2 separate regions of the Homo sapiens genome follow, and region 2 is linked to region 1. Evidence: chromatin loops called from intact Hi-C (ENCODE). Cell type or tissue: endothelial cell of umbilical vein. All regions are shown on one strand. Links, peaks and the distances in the headings refer to the core of each region. The heading gives the core; the rest is flanking DNA.

The links. Hi-C counts contacts between places; a loop is a spot of excess contacts. Peaks named below come from ENCODE experiments on the same cell type or tissue, not always from the same donor. Only the 100,000 strongest peaks of a DNase experiment are listed, where the experiment ranks them.
Region 2: it touches region 1 in a loop (2.2-fold over the local background); 7 of 110 quality-filtered maps call a loop at or near these places.

What each region holds. Positions count from the first base shown.
Region 1 is chr11:44,817,409-44,827,233 of GRCh38, reverse strand. All of the region lies in intron 2 of TSPAN18 (tetraspanin 18), which reads right to left. Among named protein-coding and RNA genes, the nearest start is that of TSPAN18-AS1, 86 kb to the right of the region's middle. RefSeq lists enhancers at 1,979-2,844, 2,845-3,709, 3,710-4,575, 8,017-8,186, a silencer at 2,942-3,236 and a cis regulatory region at 8,101. In endothelial cell of umbilical vein, for the core only: a CTCF peak has its summit at 4,074; DNase peaks (open chromatin) are centred at 2,723 and 3,323; H3K27ac peaks cover 1,922 bases.
Region 2 is chr11:44,872,119-44,881,943 of GRCh38, reverse strand. The region is part of intron 3 of TSPAN18 (tetraspanin 18); the gene reads right to left. Among named protein-coding and RNA genes, the nearest start is that of TP53I11, 74 kb to the left of the region's middle. In endothelial cell of umbilical vein, for the core only: no CTCF peak of the experiment used is centred there; no DNase peak of the experiment used is centred there.

The DNA of each region.
Region 1 (9,825 bases), core at 552-8,551:
GGGGCCTAGAGCTCCTGGGACAGGCTCAGAGGACAGATTATAGCAACCAGCCAGAAAACCATCAGGCCCCCGGAAGGGTCATGTGTAAGCAGTGACCTTGGAGGCGGGAAGGAGCGCAGTGGCAGAGTTGGCGGGATCCACCCAAGACTCCAGCCCAGCCCAGAGGGGCCAGACATCCAGTCAGGGCCCTCGTGAGCTAAAAGGCTCTTGGTTTGGCCACAACAGGAAGCACCCAAGAGTCCAAATGCCTTCACATGTAGAAGACAGAGTCCCTCCTGCCCCCAATCACATAAGACTATGGTAAGCTGGGCACAGGCACCAACAGGTCAGGGAGGGCAAAAAGTGTATAAAGGAGAAATGACATTATACAGAAAGAGAGTAAAATCCTGCCCCTACCCCAGGCTCCCCAAGGCACTCCCCACACTACGGCTGACTCAGGCTCTGTGCAGAATCCAAACCCCTGTGTGTGTCTATCCACAAGGGCACACAAACATCCAGAGGCAAGGCCTGCAGCGTAAAGAGCTTTGGCTTTAGAGTCTGACATTTCTGGTTTCAAATCCTGGCTCTACCACCTATTAGCTGTGTGACTTTGGGCAAGTGACTTAAACATGCTGTGCATCAGTTTCTTTATCTCTAAACCAGGTGAGACAAGATGAGCCAGGTAAAACCCTGAGAGCAGTGCCTGGCACACAGCAAGCTTAGGTGCTAATATCAGTGGTACCTGCCGGCGATAGACATACAGACGATGATCCAAAAATATCCACCCTTCATGTACAGGCAAATGCAAACTTTTTTCTTTTCTTTTTTGAGACAGAGTTTCTCGCTCTTGTTGCCCAGGCTGGAGTGCAATGGCGCCATCTCGACTCAGTGTAACCTCTGCCTCCTGGGTTCAAGTGATTCTCCTGCCTCAGCCTCCCAAGTAGCTGGGATTACAGGCATGCACCACAATGCCCAGCCTAATTTTTGTATTTTTAGTAGAGACGGGGTTTCTCCATGTTGGTCAGGCTGGTCTTGAACTCCTAATCTCAGGTGATCCGCCCACCTCAGCCTCCCAAAGTGCTGGGATTACAGGCGTAAGCCACCACGTCCGGCCCTTCTTTTAGCCTTGCCTGTTGCTGGAAAGCCTTCCTTTCTGCGATGGCCCCCTCACTTTGTGTGTGGTGTAAGAGTGTGGCCCCTATCTCCCACTATCTTTCCTCCAGCCTTGTAAGGTAGATCTTATCCTTGTTTCATTGTAATGATGGGAAATGCAGGCTGAGAGAGGAGAAGCTCCCAGCCTGAGGCCCACAGTCAGAAAGAGGACAGAGTGGGGACCCACACCCTGGTTTTCGAGGCTGCCTTGCCTTGCATGTCCTGTAAGGCCTGTAGACAGTAGACAGAGCGAGCATCCAACCCTAAACACACTCATGGAGAAACAAGCCCACCAGGGTCTCTGTTGTGAACTGGGGACGTCTGAGGATCCGTGAAATGGCCTTGTCTAAGAAAACAGGCCCTGGGTGTACAAAACCCAGCCAACCCCCGCTTCAACATTTCCATCAGGTTCAAATGCTGAGACGGCAACATCCCTGAAACCTGTAAGGAGATAGCTGCATGGCCCCTGACTCCTGTTTCCAGCTCGAGTCTGTCAGGAGACTTCACACAGGAGGGGTCCCGCTGGGATGCATCAAGTCAGGCAAGACCAGCCTTGTTCTAGGAGAGGTTCAGCCTCTGCTGGAGCCTGAGAGCCCACCAGTGAATCGGGGCGCACACTGCAGAAGGTGGCAGGACCCAGGGAGAAGCTTGAGAGCACTGGAGTCAGACTGACCGGGGCTCCCACCCAGGCTGCCCATTTCCTAATAATGTGAACTGAGCCATTTACTCAACCTGGTGGGGCCTCAGTCTTCTCATTTGTGAAATGGGGAAAAAGTCAGCCCTCCGTTCTTGGCTGCGCTGAGGTGATCTGCAAAAGCTCTCACACAGTTTCTGACACATGGAAGGTGCTGGATAAACATCAGGCTCTAACATGTTGCCTTCTACGTGTCCTTCAGTTTGGAGTCAAGAGAAGAGATCAAAAGGGAGCTCTGCCCTCCTTTGATATTCAGGAGTCAGCAGGAGCACTCAGGTCAGAACTCCTCCCCGAGTTCGGGGTGGTGGGGGGTGGTGGGAGGGGGCTCTGACCTAGCACCCTATAAAAGGAAGGTAAAGCTCCAGCACTGGCACAGCTTCATGCCCCTATTGTTGTCTGACCACACTGAACTGGGAGGATGGGTTTAGTGTCTGTGTCTAGGACCAGAGAAGGGTGTAGGGAGGACAAGGATGAGCTGATGTTGATTTTTACATTCTCAGCCCCAAGCGAAGCCTTTGGCTGGTGCCAGTCAACATCTGTAGCATGAGTGAATGAATGAATGAGAGCATCATCCCCGCAGAAGCATCAGACACACAGTCTCTCCTTTCTCCGGCTTCTCCCAAAATTGAACAATTATCTCAACAATAACAGCCACAATTAAAACCCAGCACTGGCCCTGTGAGCCAGGAAGCCCAGTGTGTTTACTCTGAAGGCCTCCGCGGCTGGGATGTGAGGAGCCGGCCTCTGGAATCCCAGGCACAGGCCCGTGGGCCCCTGGCTTTATCTCCCTGCTTTCTCCTTCCTCCCATTGTCCTGTCTGGCTTCCCACAGCCCTAGACAAGGCCCCAGCTTTGTTTGGAGGTCACAGGGTGGCCCTGACTGCCCCAGAGGTATTCGGTTAGGGCAGAATGGCCAATGCCCCTCCTAGGGAAGCATTCCTTTCTGAACTTTCCCAGTGACCCTCCCCCACACAGCTTGGTTTCCTCAAAGACATCAAGGCCACCACATCCCCTATCCCTGCCCCCAGCCCCAGTTGGGGGTGGGTGATCAGAGGCCCCCCAAAGAGGCCAACTGATTAGCTAAGGTAGAGGGCAGGCAAAAAATTAACAAGACAAATGAATAGCCAGGACCAATAAATTAAAATACTACATAGTGACAGCTAGGAGGGGTGTGGGGTGAGGGCAGGGTGCCAATCCATCCTTCCCTAGCGGAGGGGAAATTCAAAAGCACCAGAGGTTTCTGAAGACTGAGCTCAAGAAACAAATGATCCCTCAAAGGCCTGAACTCCAAACCCTCAATGATGGTAGCGAGGCAGGCTTTATGTTGAGGGAAGACCCCGACAGCAGGAGGTGGAGCTGGGGGCGGTCATGACCAAGCCTTGCTTTTTAGCCGATTCCCAGCGACTGGCTACAGCACGGGACTCTAGTACCTCTTTCCAGAGACAGACAAGAAATAAGCTCCATAAATCCTGGTTTTCCGGTATGAGTGGTGCCCAGTTCCGAGAGGGGGGCCTCTTTCATATTCTCTTCCTCCCTCCACCAGCTACTCGACTCAAATGAGCTTCTCTGATTGTCTCAGAGGGTGATGGGAAATGCTGATGACAAAAACATGATGATATCAGTTCTATTCATTTTGCCTTAAACCTAAGCCAGGACCTTTACTTTTGATAGCAGCAGGAGACAAATAGGGGCAGGTCCCCGGTGAAACCTCACCTCCAAGCTGAAGACAGTTTAAAGCCTGAAAGCCAAGCTACAAGTCAAATCCATGGACCAGATTGAGAACCTGTCTTCCAGTCTGGTGTGCTTTCCTCTGATTGATCCCCACCCTTAACCTATTCTACACTTACCTACCCTTTCCTAATTGGTTTTCTACACTGTTGTGCCCACCTTTGAGTGGTGTCTTTACTTTAACCTTTTTTGCATACTCCTAAATCAATTGGCATGCACTCACCATTGTGAGTCCATAAAAAGCCCTGGACCCAGCCACACTAGGAGAGAAACCACCCGACTTCGGGGGAGAGAAAGCCCCCCGCTGCATCGCCTCTCCACTAGAGCTGTTCCATTGTTCAATAAAATTCTTCTCCACCCATCCTCACCCTTTGAATTGTCAGCATATCCTCATTCTTCTTGGACACAGGACAAGAGTTCCAGAACCACCAAATGTGGGTACAAGCTATAACGCAAGCAGGCCGAGTGGGCAGGGTGCCTCTAGTGGTAGGCCTGGGGCTGAGCAAGGCCTGGGCAGTGGGGGGGCGTTGCCGGCCGTGGAGGTCCCTGATTGGCAAAGTGGCTGAGAAAAATTCTGTGTCACTTTCCAATGTTGTAATGAATGAAGTGATGACCTGGATAGTAACATCAGCAGCTCACATTCACTGGGGGCTGACTATAGGCCAGAAGTGTCTTGCTGATCCTCATTGCAAGTCAGGGAGAATTTGTACAAGGACTCAGAAAGTCTAAGAAACCTGCCCAATGTTACACAGCTGGTGGGAGAATCAACTCAGCTCCACCTACATGTGAGACCCTCAGTCCCTTTAATTCCCTTAACTTGGTTTAGCAGGACTTATATTATACAATTGGAGAAAGTGAAGCCCAGGTCAATGATTTATGTCATTTGTCCTCAGAAGCAGGGTCCTGGTCTTCATTTGGGGTCTGACATTTTCCCAGAGTTAGCCTGTGTCTCCTCAGCCTTTGGGGAAGGACAGCTGAAGGGGGTTGTAATTCCAGAAGGGTGGCTGTCCTCCAAACACTGGGATGCTCCCTTTAGGGCTGTGGCTGGGAAGGGCTAGCCAGCCAGGAACTACATTTTGCAGCCTCCTTTGCACCTATGTGGTCATGTGACTCATTCTCACCAATGATAGTGGAAGTGACGCCCAAGTCACTTCCACTATCATTGGTGAGAATGTGATGAGAAAATAAGTGAGCCCTCTTTACTCCTTCCTTCTTCCATAATGACCTTGGAAGCCACATGTTGAAAATGGAAGAAACCTGGGACCCAAAATACTGTGTGGACAGCCACCCACCACTTTCACTGGATTGTCGCTGAGTGAGAAATTAATGTGTATTGTATTAAGCCACTGAGATTCTGGGTTTACCTCTTGCAGCATCTGGCACTGCCTTAACCCATTACTAGCAGTTTTGGTTCTCAGTTATTACCAATCATCTTACCCACAACCATTCTTGAAAGTGTTAAGAAAGACCCCCATATCAAAGTTCATTTAAATTGGGAACTATTTACTGAATGCCTCCTATCCCTGGCCCTGTCTCATCAACACACAGAAGTTCTCTAATGTCCCTATCCCTGTACCCCCACCCCACCTTTCCTGCCTGTCACAGCCAGGCCTCTCGAAGGAATTGGCTACACCTCCTGTTGCCATTTCTCTATCTTCTATTCACATCTCAACTCCTCCAGTCTGGCCTTCACCCCCAGCCATCCTCAGAAGCAGACCCAGCCAAGGTCACCCTTCCTCCACGACAGTCGAGATTGCAGTTCTGATATTCTGGAACCTCAGCTCTTGTACAAATGGCCCCACCTTTCAGGAGCACAGCCAAGCTGACCACACAACCTGTCCACAGACCTGATTCCTCGTGACTCTTTCTACTACCTTGAGGGATCATTTAGTTAGTTTCTGTAAATTTATGCAGAAGCCCAGTGTGTGCTAGACAATGTTGTAGTCAGGGATATAGAAGAGGAAGAGGAGGTGAAGAAGAAACCATCCCTGACCTTGAATGGCTTTCAGTCCAAGTAGGGTCAAGTATATCCCCATTCTTCAGATGAGAAAACTCAGGCTCAGAGAAACTAAGTGTCTAAAATAACATAGCTGATGAGTGTCATCTCACCCACTGACCCCACAGAGAAATTATCTGAGAAAAATAATGAAGATGATGTACTTCAAGAGAGGCCAGAACCTTAATATGCACTTAACTAATCATCCCAATATGGGTACAAAGAAACAGAACAATCGCAGGTTCATCTTTTCTTCTTCCTGATTCTACTGTTTGTAATGTTCTAATTAAAAGTCAACCACTCTCAATAATCTCCAGTGAGACCCAAGGAAATGTCTTGGCCCTAATTTTAGCCCCGTGAGAAACAGTCCAATATCCTATTAGATAAAATTATTTGACCTTAAAAAGGACTACATCCCCTCTCTGTGCTTCAGTTTCCCATGTGTACACTGAGGAGTGTAGAGTTAAACTCGATGATCTCTCAGGCTTATTGCAATGTTCGATGTCTGTGATTTTAGCATGCTCCCACTTGTTAATCAGACACTGGCAGCCGCCTCATCTATCTTTCTGCACCCTAAAAGTTAACATTTTATTGAGTGCCTCTCTGGTGTATCACAAGCACCAACTCATTGTATTAGTCCATATGTATTGCTCTGGAGGAATACCTGAGACTGGGTAATTGATTTAAAAAAGAGGTTTACTTGGCTCATTGTTCTACAGGCTGTACAAGCATGGCACAGCATCTGGCTGGCTTCTGGTGAACCCCCAGGAAGCTTTTACTCATGGCAGAAGGTGAAGGGGGAGCAGGCATGTCACATGGCAAGAGAGGGAGCAAGAGAGAAGCTATGCTCCTTTAAACACCTGCTCTTGCATGAACTAATAAAGCAATAATTTACTCATTATTGCAGGGAGGGCACGAAACCATTCATGACATAAAGGATCCACCCCCATGAGCCAAACACCTTCCACTCCACCACACCTCCAACACTGGGGGTCAAATTTCAACACGAGATTGGGGGCGGGGGGACAAATATCCAAACCATATCACTCATGTATCTTTCATGACAACCTAGGAAAGTATCATTTTATGGATGAGGATCCCAAGGCTTAGGAAGTTTAAGGAACTTGCCCAAAAATGCACAGCAAGTGGCCAAAACAGGATTCAATCACAAACAGTCTAGCTCTCAAGTGCCACGTGGCACCTCCCACAGTCTCATCTATTGCAAAAAGCTCTGTCCATAGCTTCTGAGAAGTGGACAGTGCACCATATGACCCTGTCCACTTGCCACAGATGACTGGACCAGGGAGGACGCCTGTGCCCAGAGCAGTCCACCCCTTGACCATTAGCAACAGAAGGCATGGCTGGGTGTGGAAGGCCCCACCTAACAGCAAGAGGCATTCAGGTTTGCATAGGGAGGCTCCTAGGGCTCTGGCCAGTTGGCTATGAGAAACTTAACTGAAACCCATGAGAATGTGTGGCGCAGGCACCAGTTGGGTCAAGGTTATCATGAGTGAGTAGAACACGCTAGTCAAAGCACAGAGAGCATGGGCCACCCTGAAGGAGCCTGGCCAGAGATAGAATTCTTCCATTTGCTGGTCGCAGGGGCTCAGAGGTGTCCCAGTTTTGCCCCTTGGATTTCCTTAAGCCCTGACTAGACCTTGACAGCAACCCTCCTTGGCCGGCGCTAGTGCAGATGGTTCTCTGTGTCCTTAGTCCCAGGGAGCTTTCAGAAACCAAAACTTTTGAGCAAATCAACTCCCTTTCCCCTTGCCAGACACCTTTGCCTGGATCTGTCTGTACCTTTACAAGACCAACAGAAGGTAATAAGTAATAAGTAAGCCATTGGCTCAGGCTCTGGACTTTTCTGTGATATAGAGATTTTTGCTGTCACAATATTTATTGTAATAGGATTTGACAGAGCACTGGCATGAGAGACAGTATGCATAAAGAAAAAAAAAAGGAAAGGAAAGAGGAAAAAAAAAAAGCCTTCCAAGCTCAAGAAAATGGAAAAAGCAGAGTGCATAAGAGAGGGGAGAAAAGTCAATTAAATCATGATAATTACTTCCACTGCCGTGCCCAAGAGCAGCATGAGCGTCTATTAATTAGGAGTTCCATGTTGACTGTGCCGTTTGACTTCAACGAGGCTGCCAGTGTGCACCATAATAACATTCTCCTGGAGAGCAAATGTGTGAAAATATTTTCACCCTGACAATTAGCAGTTTTAAAGAACCCGACACACATGCACATGCGCACAGTCCACCTCCCTTCCCAACATACACACAGAGCAAGTTCCCTGGGCCCCTGCGATTAGCCTGAAATGCAGCCGTTTCTGCTGTCCCCAATATCTATTCCTCAGAAGTCAAGTTTCCCAACTCCAGTCCCTATAATTACCGGCTCCTCTCATTAGCACTCAGCAGCTTGCGTGGGTGCAAATTCCCAGCCAGGGGCACAGAGCAGGAGCCTAGAGGTGGCAGCAATCCCTGGCCAAAGGCAAGATGGGGCCAAACCACTCCAGAGAAGAGCCCGCCTGAAGGCAGCCTTGACAGAAGGGGGCTCAGAGCAGCCTGACTCCTTCCCCAGATCCAGCTCCACATCCGCACACCAGGCGCGTCCGTGGCTTAGATTCCAGGGAATGTTCTAAACAATCCATGAAACTGGGACCTGGGGAGACAGGCAAATGGCCAGGCTGTTTACTCAGGAGGGTTCTGTCTGGCCCAACCCTGGACTACCAGGGTTGGGAGGGACGTAAGAGATCACCTAGGCCATTTGGCAAATGGGGAAATAGGTTCAGGGAAGTCAGGCCACGTGCTGTTAGTGGCAGGACCAGAACTCAGGCCTAGGCCCCTTGAGCCCCAGCCAGGACTCCCCCCTTATATGACAGGCTCATCTAGGACATGTTATATCATATATTATTCTTTCAATATAATAACTATTGCTATGTAGGGCCTGGCACATGAGCGGTCAGTACATAACTGTTCACTTCTTCCTCCCTTTCCTTGCAAGGATAACAGTCAGACATTGACTACTGTGTTTCCCGGCCCTGGGGGATTGAAGATGTGGGGATAGGGCAGGCAGGCAGAGGGGAATGGGGGATGCTCTAGCTCTTCCCGGAGTGAAGTGGGCACACAGGAGAGAAGCCAGGAGCCAGGTCTCAGACAAATGCAGGACGCTGGGCCACCTGTTCATCTGCCCTGATCAGCTGGAAACAGAGAACCCAGGCAAGGACACAGGATCGGGCCCCTGCTGATGCTCTCTGGACAGCTGGGGTGCTGAGCCAGGAAATCCTCTGGCCCTCTGGCCCCAGGCTCTCCATTGCTTCAGAGCTGGGGACAGAGGAAGGTGAGGGTCAGGGCCCTGGGAGGGCTGCGTCCTGGAGGATGTATAGAAATAGCATCCCCTGCCCAGGGAGGGCTGCATGGGCAGGGCCGTGGAGGGAAATGGGCTTTCCTGCCATTCACCGTCAGTTCTGCACCAGCCAAGTTAAACAACAGGGACTTGCCCACATCACCCACCTAGCCATTTGCAAAAGTGGGATATCCTGACTTGCAGGCCAGTGCTCCCTGCTCTCCTGACTTAACACAGGCTTAAAGGCTAATGGGAACAGATATTAGCAATCAACATGGAAAAAAATCAGAACTCTGCAGATCCCTACCCCAGCCCCATTTCCTGGATAGGTGATCTCAGCTACAGGCCTCTCCTCTCCAGCCTCAGACCTCCCATTTACAAAGCAGGAATAATTTCAGTTCCCACTGAGGACTGTTGTCCAGCTGGATGAAATGAAACCACACTGGCAGAAGTGCCTGGACCACAGTGGTCAGGTGACCTGGGTGACTTCAGCTCCTGGAGCCTCATTTCCTGTCTGTGAAGTAGATGGGTTGGACACCATGTATTGTATCAAAGCCCTTCTGCACTTTGGTGGCATGTTGAATTAGGGTTCCCAAGTCTTCCCTCTCCATAAAACAATGAGTCACCCACATTCTTGCTATAGCCTCACATGGGTGGAGTGACTGTCCACCCCTTGAATTTGGCCCTGTCCACATGACTTACTTTGACCAATGGGATGTCAGAGCAGAGGCATGACTGTGCCCAAGGCTGGGAGGGTCTTCTTGGCCTCTGGTCAATTGCTGTGAGAAGAAAATCTCAGTAGCCACTGCCCCTTCAGCCTAAGTCGCAGCATAAACACACGTAGAGCTGACCACAGGGTCCAGGCAGCTGCTGGCCCAAGGAGGAAGAGAGACACAGAGAGCAGACATCAACACAACCTGCAGCCAAGCCTG
Region 2 (9,825 bases), core at 899-8,898, 54 kb before region 1:
ATTCCAACAGCAAATGTTATTAGAGAAGAGATTCTATGGGAAACAGGTCCTTTATAGAAGGCATCATATCAGGTTTGCCAAGGTAAATGTTCTGAGAAGAGACAAACCTAAAGTAGAACCTGGATCCTATTTCCTGGGTGCCTGCAACTGGAGACAATGAGGACAGGGTCAAGAACGGTTGGCCCTGGTCTGAATTCACCAACCACCTCCTACCTGTGTGCCCTTGGGCAGGCAGTGCCTCCCCTGCCAGTTGGAAAGGATAAAGCAGGTGGAGCGTGTCTGAACAGTGCCTGGCATACAGCGGGCACTTGCATTGCTGGGCTACAGGTGGCGGAGATGTATTTTCCCATACAGTTCATTGCAGCCTTCCAACAACCTTTTGAGGGACTGATATCCTCAGTTCACAAATAGAAAACTAGGATGAAGACCCTTTTTAGGTCATGTTTCCCTCGGAAATAGGGATGTTGGAGTTCTTTGCTCAACTTCTTGAGTGATGCTCAAAGAAATCCTTCCTTCCCATGACCTGTTCTCGTCATGATATTACAGCTGCCCAGCTGCTCCTGGAGGGAACTGGTGTTCAGGGGCGGCGGCTGAGGTTCGAGGGGTCTGGGGTCTGGGAAGGAGCTCCTCCATCAGCTGTGGAACTGGCTCACCAGGACAGGACTGGCTGGGGACCTAGTTCCAGGAAAACAACCAATAACAAGAGGAGTTTGCACTTCTACAGATCTGCGAGTGCCAGACATGGTTATCCATTCCTGTAGCCCTGGGTGGTCATGCTATTATTGCCCCCATTTCTCAGCAGTGAAGACTGAGGCTCAGAGAGGTTAAGTTACTTGTTCAAGGTCACACACTAGAAAGTGGCAGAGCTGAGATTTGAACACAGGCAGTCAGGCTGCAGAGTCTGGGCTTATAACAACTGCCCAACATTACTGTTCTCCCAGGCAGGACAGCAGGAGTCCCACGCCTGCTACAGGAGGACGGACAGCCAGTCCCTCCAGCCTGCAGGCCAGGCCCTTTGCCCAGCAGCCCTCTGGAGCCACAAGGTGTCATGTTGCCCACCCCTGCAGTCTGCTGTCCTGCCCAGCATTGAGCGGTGCTGCCCTGGCAGGTGGGCTCTCACGGAGGAATCAGTCACTTTCCCATCATACACAATGTCAGGGCTGGAGGCGGCTCAGAGGTCCTTGAGTCCAACCACTTCATTATACAGAGGTCCTTGAGTCCAACCACTTCATGCACAGATGATCGCTCTGAGGACCTGGCCCTGGCCACATAACATGTTCTGAAGGTCTTTGGCAATATTACACGGTGGCTTGGTCTTAAGATTCATCTCTCAGTGGCCTACTTCTCAGCTGAGCTGTGATCAGGTGGTGTGGTTCAGAGGGGACTATCAGACCAGGCCTCCGTACCCAAGGGCTCACACTGGGTGAATATGCCCCATGTGCCAGGAGACCTTCTGTGTGCTTCACCCGCACTCTCATTTACTGCTAATAACATCACTATCATCCTCATTTTACAGATGAGGAGAGGGAGTCCCAGGGAGGTGACACCCCTTCACCAGGGTTATGCAGCTTGGGAGAGGCTAACAGAGCACGAGGGTCTCTCTATCCACAAGCACAGAACTGGCACAGCTTCCAGCCCTGCGTATGGGACCTGGCACCAAGGCTGCCTGGCTGTCCCAGTCTCCAGCATTCCTGCCGTACATCTTGGAGTTCATTGGCGGGGCTACAGCTTGGAAAACCTCACTCAGCGGCCATCCTGGCGCTCTTCTGGCACAGGCACTGTCATGGGTGCCTTTTGGGTTGGTCTTTGACTGTGCAGTTTGTCCAAGATGTGGTAATGGAGGCCCAGGATGGATGACAGGCCAGGATTCCAGAAAGGCAGGCTACTCCTTCCTCCACCGTCCAGCCTCCCCCCAGCGTCGCCTCCTTGGTGCGGTGAGGCTCAGCTGTCTGGGCTGAAACAGCTACTGTCCAGTTGGAGGAGAGAGAGCTGGGAGAGGAGCCATCTCTTGCCTACAGTGGAGGTCCCTGCATGGCAGCTGGCACTCATCCCTTGACCAAAGACAACTTGCCTTGAGTTTCCAGAGGACAACGGGACACGCTTCTTCGTCCGCTTTGCCATCTGGCCTCCAGACACTTATCCTGGGAGGCCACAGACATCCAGCTCTGGCTGAAGGAGTCCTCTACCCCCATGCTGTCATTTACTTACCCCTGCCACAAACTCACAACAGCTTACAAGGCCCTCAGTGACCTGGCCCTGCCTTGTTGGGCTTACCTCCGACCACCCTCCTCACCCTGTTCCAGCCAGCTCCAGCTGCTCTGGCCTTTTCCACCATGGCAAGCACATTCCCGCCTCAGGACCTTGGCACCTGCCGATCCTACTGCCTGGGACTCTCTTCCCCCAGATATTCCACATGGCTCATTTATTCGACTTATTCAGGTCTCTGCTCGAAGACAGAGACCTTCCCTAAGCCCCTCTCACACAAAACCCCACGCGCTCCATCACTGTCTGTCCCCTCTTTGTGGACAGGATCTCCAGCAATGTTTTCTTTCTGTTATTCATCTTCTCTCCCCTTCTCTTGAATGTAAGAGGGCAGGGGATTTCGTTCATGGCTGAATCACAGCACCCAGTATACTGAGTGCTCAATGGATGTTTAGGGAAAGAAGAAGGAGGAAGGAAGGGAGGGAGAGAGGGAGGGAGGGATAAATCTCCGTGTGGGCTTCTTTCACACATTTCTGATTTAACCCTTGCTAAAACTCTGCTGAAACGTGCAGCACCAGCTACATCATTTCTGGGGAGCAACTATATCATTTGCGGGGCTCAGTAAAAACAAGGGGGTCCCTTGTTCAAAAGTTATTAAGAATTTCAAGATGGCAAGGGCAGAGCATCGAACCAACTGTGGGGCCCTTTGAAGTTCAGGGCTCTGTGGGATTACGCAGGTCGCGTGGCTGTGAAGCCAGCCCTGGGGAGGTGCTATTAGCATTTCCATCGTGCTGCTGAGGGATGGGAGGCTCAGAGAGGTATAGGGGTTGCCCAACATCACACACAATGGGGAAGCTCTCCCTTCTCAGTTCCCGCAGAGGCAATGGAAGACAACATGTTACCACCACATTTTTGGAGATTGGGAGACCCAGCCCAGACACAAGAGTGGGAGAGCACATTTGACTATAAATCTCCTGTTTTATTTCACATATTCATGCAATTATTTTGCATTTTACTCCAAAATATACCACATATTTTAAAAATATGATGTTTAAATAAAAAAGTAGGTGTGATCTTCCAAATCTTCAAGAATTAATGTTCTATTAGGATGCACAGGGTGAACCCTGAGACTTTGTATACCCTCTGGTTCAGGAAGAAGTACCCCAGGGCCCCGTGGGTACCCACCACTCAGTTTAAAAAGCACCATCCTATGCAACATTTCCTGGCACAGGCTCAACAGCCCATACTGCATAATAAATGTTAGTTTCACTCCCTTATTCTTTCCTTTCCTCCTGCTTGTTCCAAAGGAAACCTCCCCCGGGCTGGCCCCAGACCCAGAGAGCAGGGAGCCTTCCTCAGGCCGGGATGGAGACGCTGGATCTCATTATCTCTACAGCGTCCAGAGGGGAGCCCAGCGTGGCTTGTTCCCTCCTGGGGCGGCGCCCCTCAGCCTGTTAGCGGGAAGAGGAGAGCGTTCTTACACGCCCGGCCAGCCAGGTCCGCTGCCGCTCTAATTGGAACACGTAATGGTTTGTTAACACAGTCTAATCTGGGGAGGCCTGGGAAGGAGTCCCCTGGGGTGTCTGGGGTGGAGCTGGGGGAAGGGGCATTTAATGGTATTGTCAGTGGGGCCGGAAGCATGGCTGAAATGCTGTTTGGTTTTTGGTGTTTGTTTTGCCAGATGACGTCTTAATTCAGGATGGAAAGATGCAGTCTATTGTGCTTCTGTGTGTGCGTGTGTCTGTGTGTGTGCACGTGCACACACACAGGAGATATGGTGGTGAGTGGGTATGTGCAACTATGTGCCTGTCCACAGTACAGGGTATTAGGCCAGGAGCAGTGGGGAGAGGGAGAGAAGAGAGCCAAGCTCTATTACACCTAAAGGTAGAAAGCCGTGGTCTCCTCTTAAGAATGCAAACAAAGACATCTATTTTCCCACGACTAGCTTACCCAGCCCCTATTCACACTAATTAGGAGGCCTGGGAATTTCTCCTAACTTCGTAATTACCGTTAACAGGCTTCACAGGGGCTGTGGGCGAAGTGGAACAACCCATCCTATTTTCGTAGCCAAGATGATGGTGGCTCAGGTGGTCACCATAACCTGGCTGTTTCTCCCCGTCCCCTCCCTTTCTGGCTTTCTGAGGCCCCAGATGCTTGGACACCCGGGGAGATGATCTAACAGAGGAGCAGAGGCGGGGGGTCCTCATGGGCTGCTTTCACTCCTTTATTTAGTTGAGCGGGTCCTGGCTGAGGCTTCTAGAAAACGTTCTCTGTGTTGGGGATGGGAGAACGGGGCCAGGAGCCCAAGGAATGGACCCTGAGATCCCTGCAGCCTGCACCTCTCCCCTCGAATGACCATGGACAGACCACTCCAGGTCACTCTTCCTGGGCCATACACTGCCCCTGCCCAACCCCACCCAATGTCCATTAGATGAACCACATTTTAAAGGCAGCGCTGGAGAACTGGCAAGATCACAGTAGTGACTTCACAATGTCATCGGGCTCCCGCCCCAGCCTGCCATACCCTGCAGACGTCGTAGGAAACCACAGTGAAGCCATTATGGGGACCCCTCGACTGTTTGGCAGCGGGATGGCCACTTTTGTCAGCTGACAGGCCCAGGGACTTCCAGAAGCGGCAGTGCATGGCCCTTCCCACAGGCTGCATTTGTGCACACAAAGATCCTCCCTCTGGGCCTCCTTTCCTCAGAGGCGGAGAAGTCCCTCCATCCTGGCGTCCGCTGCAGGCTCTGCAGGGGCCTGGGGGAGGAGGCACCAATGCTCCTGGTGGGCTCTTCCCAGTCCCAGCTCCGTGAAACCCTGTCTGTCTGTCTGGGACTTGTGGCCTGGCTCTGCTTCCAGAAGACAATTCTTTATTCTTTGCTGCCTGCCCAGAAGCTGAGAGTCTCCATATATCAGGGAGCTTACAAGCCACTTTCCCAATCATGTTAAAAAAAGCTGAAGCAGTACCAAAGAGTAGCTGACTGTTGGTGATTTTTATCTTATTCTTCATACTCAAATGATTTCTATTTTTTACAACAAGGAACATGTATTATTTATGTAATTAAAACAAATCATTGTAAAAGAGCCACCCACCACTTAAACCCCATACTCTGATGTTACCGTGTCTTTGATGGTGCTACAACCTGGGCCTGCAATACCTTTTCTTCCTTGGTCAGCCTGGAAAACTCCTTCTCACACTCCAAGGCCCAGCTTGATGTCTCCTCAGCCATGAAGCCTTCCCTGATTTCTCCAGCCTAAGCAGTGGTCCCTTCTGTTTACTTCCAATGCCTTTACTTTGGAGATAAGAAAACAAAGACCAGAGAGGGACAGGGATCTCCTCAGGCCACACAGCAAGGTCACATGTGGCGAAGGTCACTAAAACTCAGAGGAGTGCCTTCTACAGTGTCCAGGCTGGGGACGCTGGCACACACCCTATTTGACACATAACACCCGCCTCCCTGGAGTCAGCCCCTGTCCTCTCAGAGACAGCATTGACCCACCTTTGTTCATCTGGGGAATGAGCCAGGGTGATCTTCTCCCAGTCCCCGGGGCACAGGTCACTGAGGTATGGGATAAGGAACAGAAAACAGAAGAACTTTTGTTCCACAAAAGGGGACTGGGGACAGGAAGCACAGGGGTCCTTCCTCTCCGGAGCTCCAGGCTGTGTCTGAGTGGTACCCCCAGCCCCATGCAGGCCAGGCTAGCTCTTGCCTGGGCCTTTTCCTGACCAGTTGGTTGGAGGCCTGGCTCCCACAGGGCCCACCACCTGGGGTCTGAATCTCAGCTTTGCCACTGAATAGCTCTGTGACTCCAGCCAGGTTGTTTCACATACCTGAGGCCTATTTTACCAGAAACACTAAGATTTTATAATATCACCTACCATTCATTAAGTACTACTATGGCACCAGGGCACGGATGAGGCGTTTTATATAAATCCTAGCTCATCTTCCTAAGCACACTTTAGAAAGCTATTATCACTCCCATTTTACAGGCAAAAAACTGAGGCTCACAGGAAATGAAGCCACTTCTCTGAGGCCAAGAGCTAGAAATGACTGAGCTGGGACTTGAGTCTGGATCAATGTGGGGACAATAAGCTCGACTCCCAAGGTAGTTACAAGGATTTGATGAGATAATTTTGCACAGGGCAAGTGCTCTGCACATAATTACGTGCTGAATGCTGTAACATCTTCTCAATTCCATTTCGTAATGAGAGCAAGCACTGTGAATTGGGTTGTGCAACCAGCTAGGATGAGGGAAGGTCGGTAGGTAAGATTTCCTGGTGACCTGGAGGGAGGTGGTAAATCCCTCGGCAGCCCCTAGCCTCCGAAGCCCCAAGGCCCAGACTTGCTCCCAGCCAGAGAGTATTGTTTGAGGATAAATATTATTTTATGCTCTAGCTTAATCCAAACCAAGCTTATCTTTCCCACCGAAATGCCCACAACCCAGAGAAAGCTAAGCCCTCTGCTGCTTGCCTAATTGCAGGCTTAGAGGTCTGGTTGGGGACACCAGCTCTCTGGAAAAGCCTGGTAAATGGTCTGGTATTTGGCAGTGGCATCAGAGAAGCTGGCTGTGAGTTGGGCTGTCTGGTGTTCTAGGCCCACATGGGCTGGGAGGGCCCCACGGGGGAGAATGTACCTCTGCAAGGGGCTGGTCCAAGGCCTCTCACTCTTGCATGGAGCTGCTGCTCCAGCCCTGGGGAAGATGTAACTACGGGGGAGCAGGGGAAGTGGGTCTTGCCCCCTCTGCCCCCAATTTAATGCTGATTCTCACTTGGTTGGAAAAGCAAAATGGGTCTGTGGGCTGCGGGACCCCTCCTTCTCTCCAGTTATGTCTGTTTCCGTCCCTCCTCTTCCAGTGGAATTCTCTGAAAAAGGGTTGCTAAAGGGAGGAGCGTGGTCTCAGCAGGCTCCATGCTGTTGAGGGCTGGAAGATCCTCAAATGGATCAGGAGCCAGCCTGGGTGGAACCCAGCCCCAGCCTCTCCTCACAGCTTCCCCACTGGGAACTGCCAGGCCCGGCCAGCCATAGACCTGAGGGACAAAGATGTCCCCCTACCCAGGCACCAAGCATGCAATTAGTTCTCCGGCTGGTTCCCATCTCACCATTTTCCTCTTTCTCCCTGGGGTGTTTTTAGAAGGATACCAGGGAAGAGAGGTGATTAGTGCCAGGCTTTGCAATCAAGATAGACTCGGGCATGAATCCTTGCTCTGTGACTTGGGACAGCTGAGTTGCCTTCTCTGTGCCTCAGTTTGCTTGTCTGTAAAATGGGATTGCTATAGTACTATCTCACAGTGTTAGAGGGAGGGCTAAATGACATCGAGTGCCTGGCACAGGGAGTGATCATTCTGGCTCTTCCAAGGGTAGAAGAGGGAGGTTTTGCCCAGAGGCAAAGGCACAAAGACCATTGACTATTATGGGGCCAGATGGGCCCTCCACTTGAGACCCACCCTTTTCCCCATGCCCAGGTCACCTGGCTGCCATCTCTGAATCAGGCGGAAGAGGTGGAGGTGAAACTAACATTGGTTACTGTATGTCCCATACCGTGCTAGGCCCATCTCCTTTTTACAGATGAGGAAATTGAAGCTCAGTGGTGTGAAGGAGTTTGCCCAGGAGTGCACGGCTCCATGGTGGAGCAGGAATGTGTCCTCATGCTTTTATACAGGGGTCTTTCCCACCCCACTCAACTCCTGAAGCCCCCTAAGAAACAGATGTAGGGCCATTCCCAGGCTGCGGGTGCTGGGTCCAAGGTGGGGACAGGTGAAGCCACCCAGCTGGCCTGGAGAGGCAGAGCTGGAACAAACCTAGCTATGCCAGCCTGGGAGGGCCCAGATCATATAAGCCCCCTGAGGGGCCAATCCTCATGTCTGTAGGTCCAGGAATGCCAGCTCCCTTCACAGATAACAGCTCCCTCTGGGCTCTGCCCCATGCTCTGCTCAGAGGGCTCTGAGGACCAGTGCCTCTGTATCCAGGTAACAGGCACATCCTAAGTCCTCTTCAAGTCACATGCCTACAAGTCAGGACAGCACTCCCCACAGACCTCCTCGAGGTGGCTCATTTTCAGCTTCCCAGAAGGAAATAAACCCTAAGGAGTGCAGACCCCTCAGCTTCCCCAGGCCTTGGAGGGACTGGGCTTTCAGCCACATCTCCTTAGAATTTCCTCCTTAGACTTAAGCCCTGTAAAATGCATCACTGGGTACAGTCCCTTCCATGCTGCTTTCTTTGTCCCCAGTCAAGGGGTTTGTCTGCTATGAGTTTGCATATTGTTCTTTCTGCAGCCACAAGAATAGGGCCACAGAACCCTGGAGCTGCCATGCAATCTCTGGGGTTGTCACAGAATCCCCAGGGTCCAAAATGTCTGCAACTTCCTAAAGCTGCTGTGGCATTCCTGGGATTATCCAGAATCTCTGGGCTGTCATGGTGTGCCCAGACCACATAGGTCCCTTGAGTGCTGGAAAAAAATCTGGGCCACCATGAAATTCCCTGAACTAACATGGAACCCCCAGGTTGCCACGAAGTGCTGGGCCACCCCAGGGTCTCTAGGCTATGCAGGGCCCCTGTGCTGCCAAGGGACCACTGGAATATCTTAGAATGGAAATTTTTGGCTGAGTCCTCCAACAACCCACAACCACATACTGTCACCTCCAGCCCCTTATCCAAGCATTTCGACCATCTTCTTCCTGACTTCAGCTGAAACATTCCTACCTCCAGGAAGCCCTCCCTGGTGTCTCTCCAGGCCTGGCTAGGTGCCACAGCCCTAGGTATCCTGGGCTCCATGACAGTTCCCTGGGTCTGCCCTGTCGGAACACTCAGCATGCAGTCCTGCCACTGCCTGGTCATGGATCTATCTCCTCTGAAGCACAGGCACCCTGTGCCCAGGCTGGGCAGGTGGCACTTAATAAATATTACTTAATATTAACTATAATATTATTTAACTGTGTGCTATTAACTTACTAGGCACTTGATGGCTGTGTGACCTTGGGCAAGTTGCTTCACCTCTCTGTGCCTCAGTTCCCTTTTGTATAATAAGGATACTAAGAGTATAGATCTCATAAGGCTGCTGTGAAGCTTCAATAACTTATGTAAAGCATTAAAGCAGAGTCTGGCATATAGTAAGCACAATATAGATACCTGCTATCATTAAATAACATGTGAACTGTATTCATTAGGCTTTCACAGGGTCTAGACTTGCAGCAAGGATGGAAAGGGGATTCTCCCATAATGCTCAGTGCTCTGTTGATAGCGTACACTAGCACAGCACTTAGCATGTGCCGGGCACTGCACTTGATGTTTTACATGCATTCACTCAGTGAATCCTCGTGGCAACCCTATGAGGTTGGTGCATGCTATGGACTGAATTATGCTTCCATACACCCAAATTCATATGTTGATGCCCTAACCCCCAACGTGACTTCATTGGAGATAGGACCTTTAGGGAGGCAACTGAAGTTCAGTCAGATCATAAGAATGGGGTCTTAATCTGATAGGATTGGTATCTTTATAAGAAGAGGAAGAGGCTGGGCACAGTGGCTCATGCCTGTAATCCTAGCACTTTGGGAGGTCGAGGCAGGTGGATCACCTGAGGTCAGGAGTTCGAGACCAGCCTGGACAACATGGCGAAACCCTG